Linked DNA regions of Homo sapiens: regions 2, 3, 4 and 5 are each linked to region 1. The links are chromatin contacts, found by Hi-C or POLR2A ChIA-PET in ENCODE. All regions are on one chromosome and are shown on one strand. The core of a region is the stretch at or near the end of the contact, and the rest is flanking DNA. Distances in the headings are between cores, read along the strand shown. Region 1 holds the start of AAR2 (AAR2 splicing factor). Region 2 overlaps DLGAP4 (DLG associated protein 4). Region 3 holds the start of MYL9 (myosin light chain 9). Region 4 holds the start of RAB5IF (RAB5 interacting factor). Region 5 holds the start of NDRG3 (NDRG family member 3).

What was found. A loop is a pair of places that touch in the nucleus more often than their neighbours do. ChIA-PET counts read pairs that join two places held with the same protein, here RNA polymerase II (POLR2A). Pooled maps may share reads with other maps.
Region 2: a map of CD4-positive, alpha-beta memory T cell shows a loop between it and region 1 (7-fold over the local background). The contact joins the enhancer-like site here to the promoter of AAR2 in region 1. A Hi-C loop is called at or near these places in 1 of 168 maps with a recorded cell type or tissue (CD4-positive, alpha-beta memory T cell) and 6 of 50 pooled maps. POLR2A ChIA-PET finds 5 or more read pairs at or near these places in 3 of 52 experiments (GM12878, H1 and activated B cell).
Region 3: a pooled map shows a loop between it and region 1 (2.7-fold over the local background). The contact joins the promoter of MYL9 here to the promoter of AAR2 in region 1. A Hi-C loop is called at or near these places in 4 of 50 pooled maps.
Region 4: a map of gastrocnemius medialis shows a loop between it and region 1 (22-fold over the local background). The contact joins the promoter of RAB5IF here to the promoter of AAR2 in region 1. A Hi-C loop is called at or near these places in 2 of 168 maps with a recorded cell type or tissue (ascending aorta and gastrocnemius medialis), 5 of 37 single-sample maps with no recorded cell type and 22 of 50 pooled maps. POLR2A ChIA-PET finds 5 or more read pairs at or near these places in 6 of 52 experiments (GM12878, MCF 10A, RWPE1 and 3 more).
Region 5: a map of CD8-positive, alpha-beta T cell shows a loop between it and region 1 (3-fold over the local background). The contact joins the promoter of NDRG3 here to the promoter of AAR2 in region 1. A Hi-C loop is called at or near these places in 1 of 168 maps with a recorded cell type or tissue (CD8-positive, alpha-beta T cell), 1 of 37 single-sample maps with no recorded cell type and 8 of 50 pooled maps. POLR2A ChIA-PET finds 5 or more read pairs at or near these places in 3 of 52 experiments (B cell, OCI-LY7 and PC-9).

Annotation. Positions count from the first base shown.
Region 1 is chr20:36,235,225-36,237,953 of GRCh38, reverse strand. It overlaps AAR2 (AAR2 splicing factor), which reads right to left and starts at 1,476. Exons shown (of 4, transcript NM_001271874.2): 1 at 1,451-1,476. LOC105372602 (a long non-coding RNA gene) reads left to right here and starts at 1,488. Exons shown (of 3, transcript XR_936695.2): 1 at 1,488-1,596.
Region 2 is chr20:36,491,886-36,494,733 of GRCh38, reverse strand. All of the region lies in intron 7 of DLGAP4 (DLG associated protein 4), which reads right to left. Among named protein-coding and RNA genes, the nearest start is that of MYL9, 48 kb to the left of the region's middle. Within about 2 kb of position 1,558, at least 24 of the 41 ENCODE cell types and tissues checked have a DNase peak (open chromatin) inside an H3K27ac peak, as active enhancers do.
Region 3 is chr20:36,539,909-36,542,794 of GRCh38, reverse strand. MYL9 (myosin light chain 9) reads right to left here and starts at 1,276. Exons shown (of 4, transcript NM_006097.5): 1 at 1,234-1,276. The region is part of intron 2 of DLGAP4-AS1 (DLGAP4 antisense RNA 1); the gene reads left to right. RefSeq lists an enhancer at 1-475 and a silencer at 1,256-1,455.
Region 4 is chr20:36,604,375-36,607,074 of GRCh38, reverse strand. RAB5IF (RAB5 interacting factor) reads right to left here and starts at 1,296. Exons shown (of 4, transcript NM_018840.5): 1 at 1,010-1,296. The coding sequence starts at 1,123. The region is part of intron 2 of TGIF2-RAB5IF (TGIF2-RAB5IF readthrough); the gene reads right to left. RefSeq lists enhancers at 1-151, 1,503-1,642, 2,373-2,422 and silencers at 993-1,302, 1,982-2,381.
Region 5 is chr20:36,744,683-36,747,382 of GRCh38, reverse strand. NDRG3 (NDRG family member 3) reads left to right here and starts at 1,293. Exons shown (of 16, transcript NM_032013.4): 1 at 1,293-1,338. RefSeq lists enhancers at 1,040-1,139, 864-1,830 and silencers at 1,250-1,449, 1,480-1,669.

The DNA of each region.
Region 1 (2,729 bases), core at 227-2,726:
AAAATTAGCCGCGCATGGTGGTGTGCGCCAGTAGTCCCAGCTACTTGAGAAGCTGAGGCAGAAGAATTGCTTGAACCTGGGAGGCAGAGGTTGCAGTGAGCTGAGATCACACCACTGCACTCCAGCCTGGGGGTCTGAGCGAATTCCGTCTCAAAATAATAATAATAATAATAATAATAATAATAATAATAATAATAATAATACGTATCATCTTCCTATTTGTAATCCTGAATTCAGAAAGTATTTAATATTTGCTGAATGAACAGATATTCCATTTACAATAACAGCTCATCAATTAGCCATTTTCCCTTGTGACATCTGTGTGCTCCTCCTTGATAATGACGTTTCTTTCATGCTAATTCCACCAGTCTGTAATTCTATTCACTATATCTCCAGCAGCTGGCACAGGGCCTAGCACAGAGGAGATGCTAGGAAAACGTTTATTAAATATGCATAGAACTCTGCAGTCTACCAGCCCCTGTCACTGACAGCTCTGTGAGTTCCTCACAGTCCTGGAACACCTAAAGTCACATCCATCCACTTCTCTCCACCACCTCCCTAATCCAAGCTACCATCGTCCCTCACTCAGAGTGCTTGCTCCTCAACCCATTCTCCATTCAACAGCAGTAACCTTTTCAAAATGCCAATCTAATCACAACACCACCCATGTCAGCTTCTGAGTGGTTTCCCATATGGTTCTTGAAAAACCAGAATTCTTCCTATTACCTACAAAGCCTGCACGGTCTGACTCCTGGCAACCCCTTTAGCTTGTGTCACACAATGGTCCCCCACAAGCTCTCTGTTCCAGCCACAACGGCCTCTTTCAGAACCTGAAATTGGAGGCTGTCTCCATATAGAAAACTCTTCCCTCCCCACTTTGTCAAATCCTTTTTTCTGATCTCAGCTCAATATTCACCTCCTCAGTAAAGGTTCCTTGCCCTGGGGCTAGGTCAGGTCTCCTGTGATATAATCTGGGGTGCCTTGTACCTTTCCGTCTCAATGATCACAACTGCAGTTTTGGATGTTTGATTGAAGGCTGTCATCGCCACGAGACTTGAGTCCTGCTGTATCCCTAGCACAGATTCAACGCTTAGTAAACATTTATTTAATACAAGTATGATATCCATTTTGTAAACGAGAAACAAAGCCTCAGTTCGGGGAAAGACCTTACTGGAAGTCACGCAGAGAGTAGGGCAGAGCCAGGTCGAGTGCAATCAGGGTCTCCGGCCCCCAGGCTCTAAAGTTAAGAAAACCGCGACGTAACTCTGGCGACGGCTTCTCAGGAAGGGCCTCCAGAGACACCAGCGTCCCACAAACAGAGAACCAGCCGCCCCGGCGAGGTGGGCCTAGTTCAAGGCACTCCGTGACTCTGAGCCGAGAAGAGGGGCGGCCCAGCCACACATACACAAGGAATCAGGAAAGGAAAAAGAGGCCAGGAGGCCACACTCACCGCCTCGCCCCACGTTCCGGTACAGCGGAAACGCACCGGAAGTTCTCCAGCTTTGGCGTCTGACTGGAGCGACGGGGGAAGCGGTCCGGCAGAGCCCTGGGTCGCGGGAAGAATGGCCCGTGCCTGCAGGTTCCGCCGGATGCAAGGTTGCCTTTTGTTATTCTTAGTTTCTCGTTTTAGCTTCTGAATTGTGAACAACTTTCATTAACCTATGCATTTTATATCCCCGTCCAGAAACACAGCCACCAGCCATCTTACTTTGGGCTCAAGCAGTCATGGTCACTAAAGCACAGCCAAGGCTTGTACCAGTGGCTACTATTCAGAAGTAGCCAGTCAGGCGCTCGGTCACTGTCTTTGTCAGCCAGTCTCTATCCCGGTCACAGTGTCTCAGCTTCCAGTCACACTCAGCCCTCGGGGAGAGCCTCAGAAACCCAGCCACCAGCCCAGAGAGAACCAGCGTCAGCCTCCGCTGCTGCAGCAGCAGCGGTCGCCACCTCAGTCCCTCTGGCCATTATCACCCCGTGTCCTTCCTGCAGGCCAAGTCCTAACATCTCAGTCAGGCTATCAACGCACTAGGGAAGGAATCTGCCTGTCTTGTTCCTCACTGTTTCCCTGGAACCGAGCACAAAGCCAGGCACAAAAGCTCAGCTGAGTACATATATTATGCATTTAATTAATAATGATGATAATTTGGTATTAATAAATAACTATTTGTGGGTCTAACCCTGCACTATTAATCAGGGTTCCACCAAAGATACAGAGCCAGTAGGAGATCTATATTAAGTGATTTATTGCCAAGAATTGGCTTATGTGATTTTAGGGCAGGCCACTTGGGTATTTCTTTTTTTGAGACGCAATCTCACTCTGTCACCCAGGCTGGAGTGCAATGGCGCTATCTCGGCTCACTGCAACCTCCACCTCCTGGGTTCAAGCCATTCTCCTGCCTCAGCCTCCCAAGTAGCTGGGATTACAGGCGCCCACCACCGTGCCTGGCTAATTTTTGTATTTTTAGTAGAGACGGGGTTTCATCTTGTTGGCCAGGCTGGTTTCGAACTCCTGACCTCAGGTGATCTGCCCACCTTGGCCTCTCAAAGTGCTGGGATTACAGGCATGAGCCACCGTGCCCGGCCCACTTGGGTATTTATAATCCTTGCACTAACCCTTGTAAGGTATGTGTATTCCCAATTTGCAGAAGAGAAAACTGAGGTTCAAAGAGATGTTACACAGCCAGAGAATGGCAGAGCTAGAATGCAAACCAAGGGCTGTCTGTTCTTATCTC
Region 2 (2,848 bases), core at 309-2,808, 260 kb before region 1:
GGTGTGGCTATAAAAAGGTAACAAGAGGGACCCTTGTATGAAGTGATGGAATAGTCCTGTATTGAGTGTGGGGATGGTTACATGAATGTATGCATGTGATAAAACTGCATAGCACTAACACACACACAAGTGGAACTGGGGAAATCTGAATAAGATGGGTGGATTGTATCTGTCGATATTCTGGATGTGAGAATGTATTAGTTTTGCAAGGTCTTACTATTGAGGGAAATCGAGTAAGGGGTATGAAGAATCCCTTTGTATTATTTTTTACAACTGCATGTGAATCTACAATTATCTAAAAATAAAATTTAATTTAAAATAATCCATCTGTTCATCCAATAGACATCTATGAAACCAAGGCCTTCTAGTGGATTCCAGAAAAGCCAGGAGCCCTCATCAGCAGAGAAACAGCTCTGCAGTGAGTTCTTTGAAAGTAACACATGCCACGATGTTAAGCCCAGGGAACTGGATGCTGTGCCTTGTGCCCAGCCTAGTCCAGAGGCCACAAAGTGCTCTGAGTTCCAAGCCAGGAGCACTCACTTCCTACTCGTCTGTTTGAAATGTCCCAGTCCTGCTCAGGCCTTGAGAAAACTCAGAGATCCCCCAGACAGACACCTGCATCTCTGGTTACCAACCTAAGAGCAGTGTACAGGCAGAAGGACAGCTACCTCTCTGGGCCAGAAGAAAGGCAGCAGGGAGGCAGGAGGCAGGGCTCAGGTCAAAAGAAGAATGGCTCTCCAACACATCATCCTGAGAGAGGAGGGACACGCCTGCTCAGCGAAGAGGAGCAACTGCGTTCAGCTGGCCACAAGGCACAGGCTGCGGGCCAAAAGCTGGGTCATTTACTAAGCTGTGCTCAGCAGCTTTGCGGCTTTCTAACGTAAGCCTCAGAGCCTGTGAGGTGGAGATCGTGACTATGCCCACTTTGCAGGTGGGGCACGTGAAGCTCAGGAAGGTTATACAACTTGCTCAAAGTTGCAGGAGTAAGCAGCAGCCGCATCTGCTCCACGGCACAGCCACCTCACTCTGCTCTCCAGGCCTTGGGCCCCTCCTCGCTGGGCTGGGCTGGGCTGGGCTGCCGGTGTTTGGGGCCTTCACTCATCACCACATCCCTACAGCATCCTGCTGGGCCCTGGGACCAGTCTGCAGGGGCACAACAAACCAAAATCTGACTGTGGGAGTAGAAAGGGCCTCGACGGAGGCAGAGGCCTGGCTTCCAGGCTCCTGCTTGCCCTCTGGGCTTCTCAGAACTCTCCTCTGTTCCGGAAGGGCGGGAGGGATTCTCACTGGGTCACAGCATACTGCATTCACACAGCCCCTGACAAACTCAAAGCACTGCCCCATTCATCTTCTCCCTCAAGGATGGGTGTGGAGCCTCCCATCACTGTGACTGCAGGGAAGATCCCCTCTGCGAATGCCCTCTCCACTGATGTCTGAAATCCTGAAATTCTCTAGTTTCAGAGTCATTTTGGTGGTAAGGGTCCAGAAGCCAGGGGGCAGTGTGGAACCAGACTAGCCTGAGTTCAGGTCCCAGCTCTTGTCACTGACCTGTTGTATGGCCCCAGTTTCCTCCTTGTAAAATGGGTGTGATTACATAGGTTGCATTGCAGAAGCTAAGGCTGGGCCAGGCCTAGGCTTGGCATCACTCCTCATTTCTGGTACAGACACAACTGGGCCTGTGGGTAGGGTGGGGATGGGGGGGCGAGCCAAATTTCTACCACTCCCCAGCCACTGGCAGGGAGTCTGGGCTGGTTCTCTGACTGGCCCAGGGACAGTTTCCACCAAGACCTGGACGTTTGTTTAGAGCAACTCTTGAAATCTATGGCCACCAGCAGAGACAGGACTAACTCACTGAGGATTTCAGGAAAGGAATGGATTTGTTTGACCTAAAGTCCCAAACAAATGGGGTTTTTTGCCCTAGATCAGAAAACGGAAGCCAACCTCAATTTGCTCAAAATGTTTAAGGGAGTATATCTCCCTTAGGAGGGTAGCAGTTAGTATGGGGGAGCAAGAACTGGGCACTAAGCCTAGCTTAGGCTGTGTGACACCAGAGTCCTTGTTCCCATCTGTGGGGTAGGGATGACACTGTCCATGAAGAGTGTGCATGCAGCATTCACGAGGTTCTGGTGGGAAGAGGCACACCTTCTTCCCAATGGAAGACAACAGGACTGCCCACAGTCAGGGTCTGGACAAAGGACTGACCCTCCAGCCTCTCTCTCAGAGCTGCTGGGCCCAGAGTTCTACTAAGCACCCTCAGACGCCCTGAGCCCTGGCCTAGGCAGCCAGTCATCAGAGGGAAAGTAACCCAGCCAGAAAGCAAGTCCAGGCCTGATTCGGTAAGAGGAAAGTGAGCTGATCTTGGATCCTCTGTCTCCTGAGGCACACACAGGCCACAGCCAGATAAGTGGTGTTGTCTAGCATACAAGATTTTGGGGCTTCAGGGGCTCCCTGGGGGACAGGCACCCCTCAGCTCTGAGTATTGCCTCCCTGAAGCAGGGAGATGGGACCTAACCTTGTACAGGAGAGCTCTCATTTCAAATGTGTGAATGCAGGAAATATAGTGAGGAAATACCTCACCCCCACCTCTTCCAATACCTCACCCCGGCCACTTCCTCCCCCGCTGGGGCCTTCACACATACTGTTCTTCTGCCTGGAAGGCTTCCCTCAGCTACCCACAAGTTTCAGAATTTCTTCCTCTGAGAGCCTCCCGACTGCCGTCTCTTCTTCCACCTGGGAATCTCCATCAGAGCACTGACCACATCAGTCCACGGGCTTGGAGGAGTCAACTGACAGCTACAGGCCTGGGGCAATTGAGGGAACTCTGTCCTGACAAATCATGCCACATGCC
Region 3 (2,886 bases), core at 27-2,526, 310 kb before region 1:
GGGAAGTGGTGAGCGGAGGCAGGGGTGCCCCCATGGTGCAGCTAGGAAAAGAGGCCCCAGAAGGGGAGTGGAGTGCCCATGAGAGGGGGAGGGGCCACCTGGAAGACAGGATTCCTGGGCTAGGTTTGGGTCAGTGGAGAGCAAACTTGGCTGCTGGTGCCCTCGAGGCTTGAACAAAACAGGGAGCCCCAGTCCTCAGGCGGGCCTGTGGCAGTGGAGTGGGAAAGGGCTCTGTGTATCCAGAGGCGCCTTCTAGAACTGGTGGAGGGGCGAGGGGCAGGCATGGGTGGGGCCTTTAGTTCTGAGGCCATCGCTTCCCCCTTCAGGTGCCCTAGACACCAGGGGTCAGCACTGATACTTGGCCTGGATGTGACTGGATGCCATGTCCCCCATCCTGGTGTCCAGATTCCCACCATAACAGAAAAGGCTGGGCTGAAGCCAGCACAGGGCAGTGCCCCCATGACCTCCAGCCCCTGGAGCTGGGCAGGCCAGATGCCTCCTTCTCAGTGCACCTCATCTGAGTCTCCTCCTTAGAGCAGCTGGAGGGCTGGGAAGAGCAGGGATCAGGTTCTCCCAGCCACTAGTCCTCGTCCTGCCCCCTAGGGGTGAGTCCATCAGGGCCCTCCGCAGACCTTCCCCACCCACAGGCGAGATGACCCAGAGAGGGGAAGGCCCGGGTCCCTGCATACAGCACTGGCTGTGTCGGAAGGGCCCCCTGGTCTCGGTCCCTTTCCCCTGGCCCAGGGTGTAGGGATGGGAGATGGGGAGGGGACACAGATGCTGTGGGGGCGTGGAGTCCCACAGGGCTGTTTCTCCATCTGTGACACACATGCCTTTACTGGGCCAGGGGGAACTGACGACTGCAACCCTCTCCCCAGCACCCTTGTACCCGGGCTCCCCAGCCCCCCCCGGAGCTCTGGGCTTGGCATCTCCAGCTCCTCAGCAAAGGGGCAGGGCCTGGACGATGGCCTTCCCTTGCCGCAGGACCACTGCTTCTCAGAGGCCAGAACAGCCTTCCTGCTGCCCGGCCCCTGGCCAGAGTCCCTGTCGGCCCCCAGCAAACTCGCTGCCCCAGCTCACCCCTCAGTCCGTGCCCAACAGACCCTACCACGTCCCAGTCCGTGGGGCCCGCCTTTGCCCCCCGTGACAGCCGGGTCGGGCCCGGGCCACCTCTCATCTCCAGCCCTGGGCCGTTAGGCCTGTCCTCAAGACCCCCGGGGCCCCGGATCCCACCTGGTGCGGAGAAGGCGCTTGGGCTCGCTGGGTGCGTGGAACTGGGCCGGCCGTCGGGTCTGGACTCCAGGCGGGGGCGGGGCGTGGCGGCCGGGCCTTACAAGGCAGAAGAATGTGCGCGGGGCGGGGCCGCGGGCGGGGTGCGGGGGCCCTCGGCTGCCGTCCGGCCTTATTTGGCCTCGACCCACGGGCTGGCAGGCGGGGGCGCTCTGGGGTGAGCCCCCCTTCCTTGCTGTGCCAGCCCGGGCTGCACAGAGGGCCTTGTAGGGAGGGGAGGTGATGGGGTGAGCAGGCAATGGGAGAGGGGGTGTGGGGGTTCGCTCTGGGCCACCCCTTCCCCTCCAGAGAGGCAAACGGAATGTCCAGGGCCGCTTCCCCAGAGGCCTCCCACTTGTATGGGCCGTGGGAGTGCAGCTTCCCCTGACGGGCAACGGCTCTCGACGTGGGGAGGGCAGAGGCGGTGGGTGGGGGGGCTCCCAGGGACCCCTACGCCCGGTGACTCGCTCTGTCCACATCAGCGGTCGCCCGCCAGAGCGGGGTTGAAGGAACCACTCGGGAAGCACTGGTTTCGTGGAGGGAAACACGATGAACAAGTAGCTCCGCGGCCTGGGGCCTCAAAGGAGAAGGGGACCTGGGGGGAGCGTGGGCTGTTCCGCAGGGTGCTCTGGGCAGTGACATTGGGCAGACAGGAGGTGCAGGGGTGCGCCCCGCCGTGAGGGCTCCCGGGCTTGGGGTCGCCGGCAGCAGGAGGTCAGGAGGATGGGGGCGGGAGCCGGAGGGGCTGAGAAGCAGCAGGGACCCCTCTGTGGCTCCCTGTAGGCCATGTGGGGTGTCGGAGGGTTCCGAGCAGGGGGTGACGACCTGGCTTGGGTTTTGACGGAATCCTTCTGGGTGATGTGTTGAAAATAGCGCAGAGGGGGCCGAGTCCACGAGCAGGGGACCTGTGAGGAGCGACCCAGCAAGGATCAGGCTGATCCGGACTAGCGGGGAGGCCGAGGGACAAGTGCTAAAACTATTTCCGAGGTGCAGCCGGTAGGATCTGCTGGGGCATGGGAATGGGTGTGAAAGAAAAGAGTTAGGGTGGACTCTCAGAGTTTTGATGTGAGCAACGAGAAAGAGCTGCCATTTTCTATGATGGGTTTGCTGTGTGGAGCAGTTTGGGGATAAGAAACTCTATTTTGGACAGATTAATTTTTAAAAACTTTATTTTGAAATGATTTCAGACTTAGGATAAAGTTAGAAGAACTGTGCAAAGAACCCTGTATAGCTTCATCTAGATTCTCCATTTGTTACCATTGGGTTTTATTATATTTTCTTCTTGCTTTCCATATACATATACATATATATAATACATGTACATACATTTATATTTATTTATTCCTACCCCCAACCATTTGAGAGTTTCTTGCATACGTATGTCCTGTTATCTCTACATGTTTCAGTGAGTACCTCCTAAAAAGGAGATTCTCTTAAATATGCATAGTACAATGATAAAAGTCAGGACAATTTTCACATTGATTTAATTACCTAATTTACAGTCCATATTCAGGTTGTGCCAGTTATCCCAATAATGTCCTTTAGAGGAATTTTTTCTGGTCTAGGAGCCAAAGTAAGATCATTTGTCATCACATTTCTTCAGTGTCCCAGTTTTAC
Region 4 (2,700 bases), core at 47-2,546, 370 kb before region 1:
GAACACAGACGACTCAGGTTTCTGATCTGCCCTAGATTCCAGAAACCAGTCCTTATACAAGAAAAGAAAGAAATGACACAGCAGATTAGAGACTGCAGGTTTTGCAAGAGCTGGGCAGGGCTGGGGGCAGAACAAGGGCACCTTCAGGAAGTGCCTCCCATCCCCCTTTACAGGAACTTCAGGAAGGAAAATCCACTTCGGCAGCCCAGAAAACCAAGAAATGACTGCAAATATAATACGCTTTTCAAGCTACCTGGAATCAAGCTGTTTGTGATGGCCCCTTCCAGATCATGGAGCAGAGTTACGAAGCATCCTCCGAATGGGACGAGTAAGAACGTTCTGAAGTCCCAACCAATTCTCGCACATATCTGGTGGCGTTTCTCCACCCCCACACCTCACACTCACCCAGCGGGTGGTCTCAGTCTCCCCTCTTGACTCATGCTTATCAAAGTATTCGGTCCTTTACATTCAACAAGCAACAGCAGCTCAAGATTAGCGAGCCTCACTATGTGCAAAAGGCTTTAATGTACCACAGTACCCCACTTCAGAGTTATTCTGAGTTAAACGAGATTCCGCTTGCAGAGCACCTGGCACGTAGAAAGCATTCTCAGCAGAAGTCTGTTACTGTTAATGTTTGTGCTACTTAATTCGAAAGAAACAAGTAACCTACTCAAAACCCTACTGCACATAAAAGGCGGAGGCCGAATCGAATTCAGCTCCCTTTCCCAGTTCAGGCACAAACCCTGCCCGCGAATGACAACGCCTCTCCCCGCTCCTCGCCAATTCCGCATAACTAGGGGGCTTCATCCTTAGGCCACCCTTCGGGGAGCTCCAAGCCCAGCTGTCCGCCCAGTGCCCGCCAAGTTTGCTCTGACACCCTTGGGCCACCCGCCCCACTGCCCTACTCGATTGTGCCGGAACGAGGACGAGGGCAGGCCCGCGCCAGTCTTCCGTTCCCCGAGTCCCAGCCGACTCCTCGCACCCGCGCCCTGTTCAGACTCCACCGTACCTTATCCTCCCAGGCCGCGTCGCTCCGCAGCACCTTACTCCAGACGGAGACTTTGAGGGCCCCGTTGGCCAGCTGCGGCTGAGGCGGCTCCTCCTTCCGCCGCCCGCCGCTCATCCTCCCGTCGCGCCGCCCGGGCCGGGCCTGGGGCGCGCGGGCTGAGCCAAAGGGAGTCGGGGTCTAGGGTCGCAGGTCACGGCGCGGGGCGGCTGCAGGCTCAGCGGCCCGGTCCTGCGGCGCGCTGCGGTTCCTCACAACCTGGCCAAGCTACCCGGTTCCGCCGGCTCTACAGAGCAGGCGCCGCGAAGGGAGGGGCGGTGCAGTGTCGCGCGCCCTCCCGCCGACGTGCTCACGCAGCCAATCGGCGACCGCGAAGCCATCCGAGTGAAACAGCGACCGGCGCCTTGGCGCAAGCGCGCTACTCGTGGCGGAAATGACGTCAGCATCCGCCGGGCTCGCGGTAAGGTGTGAGGGGAGGGACAATCTTGGTAGAACGGTGACATGGGCGCCAGGAGGCGCTGTGGAGACCGAGGAGGTAGGGGAAAACCGAGGCTGGACGTCAGCGTCGCCCAGTCGGCCACAGCTGCCCCTCGAGCAGCGAGTGGGGCAGGAGCGGCTCTACCTTTCCTTGCGACCTACTCGCCTGCTGAGCCCAGACCTTGCTCCAGGGTAGCTCCAAGCTGCCCCACAGGATTTAGCCCGCTTATTTTCTCCCCTAACCCTGCAAGTTCTGTAGGGCCTTGTTGAAGATGTTAACTCTTCTGTAATAACTAACCATTTCATCTTGCCCAGCACCCTCTTTTGGCACACGAGAGCCCTGAGACCCCAAAAGAGGAAATGAGATTCTGAGGCCGTATAGCAAGGTGGACCCAACCGGGGACTCCTGGGCGGCAAATACAAGGATTGGGTTAGGTATCAGGATATCTGAGTGTTCACATACAGCGTCCTCACCATGTGCTGCGTCAGTGGTTCACAAAGTGAGCTTCCGGATCAGCAGCGGCCGTATCGCCTGGGAACTGGGTAGAGGCGCAGGTTCTCGGCCCCCATTCCACGCCTACTGACTCAGAACCCCTGGGGATGGGGCTCCTTCCGGTGGCCCTCCAGGTGGTGCCAGGCTCACTGTGCTGGTAAGTCCAGAGACCAAGGCACATCCCTTCTGGACAGTGGATTTTTTTTTTTTTTTTTTTTTGAGACGGCACGGTCTCTGCTCACTGCAACCTCCACCTCCCGGGTTCAAGCGATTCTCGTGCCTCAGCCTCCCACGTAGCTGGGATCACAGGCGCCCACTACCACGCTCCACTAGTTTTTTTTGTATTTTAGTAGAGACGGGGGTTTCACTATGTTGCCCAGGCTGGTCTCGAACTCCTGAGCTCAGGCAATCCGCCCATCTTGGCCTCCCAAAGTGCTAGGATTACAGGCGTGAGCCACCTCACCCGGCCTCTGGACAGTGGATTTATAAAGACAAGTAATGTATCTGGTACCTGGGTGTGTCTGACTCCAGAATCTGTGCTCTTAACCGTTAAACTTTAAAGCTGAGAGTATCTTTTTTTTTTTTAAACAGGTCAGAGTATCTTTTGCATACCTATCAACATTCACCTGTAATTCTTCACTTTTCAGGAGTAATAGAACCTCCCTAGGGAGGCCAGGCGCAGTGGCTCACTCCCATAATCCCAGCACTTTGGAAGGCCGAGGTC
Region 5 (2,700 bases), core at 44-2,543, 510 kb before region 1:
CTGAGATGTTTGGTAATATTCATTTGTTCAGTTTGCCTTAATTAAAAGAATATGCTTTTAGTGGCCGGGCGTGGTGGCTCACACCTGTAATCCCAGCACTTTGGGACGCAGAAGCAGGCGGATTGCTTGAGGTCAGGAGTTTGAGACCAGCTTGGCCAACATGGTGAAACCCCATCTCTACTAAAAAAAAAAAAATACAAAAATTACCCAGGCATGGTGGCGCCCGCCTCTAGTCCCAGCTACTTGGGAGGCTGAGGGACTTGGGAACCTGAGCCGAGATGGCGACACTGGCTCGGGTTAAAAGGGCGTGGTGGCTCACACACCTGTAATCCCAGCACTTTGGGAGGCCGAGGCGGGCAGATGACGAGGTCAAGAGATCGAGACCATCCTGGCCAACACGGTGAAAACCCGTCTCTACTAATAATAGAAAAATTAGCCAGGCCCGGTGGCACACGCCTACAGTGCCAGCTACTCGGGAGGCTGAGGCAGGAGAATCGCTTGAACCCAGGAGGCAGAGGTTGCAGTGAGCCGAGATCGCGCTAGTGCACTCCAGCCTGGCGACAGAGTGAGACTCCGTCTCAAAAAACAAAACAAAACAAAACAAAAAAACTTTTAGTCAGTGGTACTTAATGGTAAAGAAATAATAGATAATAAATAGAGGAAGAGTGTGTCCTGTACATTTTGGTGTTAAATTGTTGGGTCATTAAGTTTAATATCTGCAATCATTCTGGGAAAAAAAATTCCATCTCTAATGTTGCATTCAAGAAAGTAGATGATTTGGCTGACGGTTGTAATAGGGGTGATACAATGGAGGACTGGTAATTCGGAGCCCTGAGTCTTGGACTCTAGTTCTTAAATTACTATGTTCATTCACCAAAAATTTACTAAGCTCTTTCCACGTGCCGAGCACTGTGCTAGGCGCCCTGTGACCTTGGGTATGGCTCTAGGTCACCTTAAAAGGAGGATGCCATACCCTGCAAGAGCTCTTAGGGGCTTCATAAGGATGCGACTCAGGGAACTGAGGGAAGCGCTCCAGACGCAGAGCTCAATGGCCCTGCCGCCCAGCGCCTCCAAAATCTGAGATTCTTCTCTGAGGAAACTCCGCAGCAAGAAAAACTACATCAAAGATGGCGCCGCCGGCCTCTCCTGGCTCAGCCACCATCTTCTCGGTAGTTCCCGAGGTGGACGGGCACAGCACTCATGCGCCGCCCTGGCGTCCTCGGCGCGCCTGCGCGGACCGCAGCACCTCCCCCGCCCCTCTCGCCGCCGCCGCCGCCGCCGCCGCCGCCGCCGCCGCCGCCGCTGCTGCTGCACTGACGGCGGGTGCCCGCGCCTCAGGTGAGTGAGCGCCTCCGCCCGGCCCGCGGGGGGCGCGCGGCGCCGCATTCGGGGGCGTCGCTCCTTTGCCCTGCTCCTTCCCCGCATCATCTCCGCGGCACGGCGAGGCCCTGGTGGCCCGTGCTGCTTGCCTCCCCCGTGCCCCCGGGGCCCTCTGCCCCGCCCCGCCCGCCCGCCGGACCCAGGTCAGCCCGGCTTTCCTCGGCCGCTCCCCGCGCCCAGCCCGCCGGCGACAGCGTGTGGGTAGCAAGAGAGCCTCCCTCCGGGCTCAACACCCTGGGTCACAGGGACGCCCCCCGCAGGCGCGAACCCTTCTCTCGCTCTGGCTCTGCAGGCGGCAGAGCTTGGTGGGCCTTGGGGTTGCTCATCCATCTACCTCGCCCGCTCCAAGAGCCCAGATGCTTGGAAGAGGGGCCGTGAGCAGCCCTTGCACCCGTCCGGCCCCAGAGCAGCAGAGGGCATCCTCTAACGGGACCCTACGACTACCCTACCGGGGAGAGGCTTCTTAGCCCCACTTAACAGCCGAGGAAACTGAGGCACGGAAAGGTGAAGTGCCATGCCCAAGGTCACGCAGCTGACAAGTGGCAGGGTCAGCTCTCAACTCAGGGTCTCGGGCTCTCAGGCCAGTGCGGTTGGAATTTGATCTCGTACCTTTGAAAAAATTTTGAAATCACTTGTCATCTCTGAAGTTGCTCTCGAACGTCGTAAAAGTAGGCTGCACAAAAAAGATTTTCTTGTTGTCGGAGTACAATTGAGGTGTTACTGTAATAATAATAGTGTTATTAATATAAGAGCTAACGTTCTTCCACCGCTCGCTGTGTGCCAGGGATCTTGCTAAGCATTTTATTAAGATAACCTCGCATAACCACCTCTGCACTTCCCAATCCAAATGCTTCCCCCTTCCTTGTCATGAAGCCCTTTTTTTCTTCCTGCAGAGCTGGCCTCCCTATCACAGGTAGACTAGGAGCCCCGTGGATTAGGAAGCAGGGAAGCTTTCCTTTGGTGGCTTACTGACAGAACAAGAGTGATCCTTGCCTGCTGGCATCCAGATCACCCCCGCCGCGCCCCCCCCCCCCCTTACCCTGGCCCTCAGGGGATATTATTAGCCTTCCTTTCCTGCCAAGAGAGCAGGACTGGGCTGACTGGGCTAGCTGGGCGGGCTGGACTTGGAGGTGACAGAGCAGATTTGGCTAGCACTCACCTCATTCCGGGGCTTTCTGTCCGAGGCTTTCTGCCTTTGCCCCAAGGTTGGGCTTGAACATTTCAGTATTTAAGATAAAGCAAGAAGAGAAAGAGAACATTGATAGAGTGGTGCTGAATTTAAGAAGCCTCCCATGATTTAAAGTTCCAAATGAACAGCTA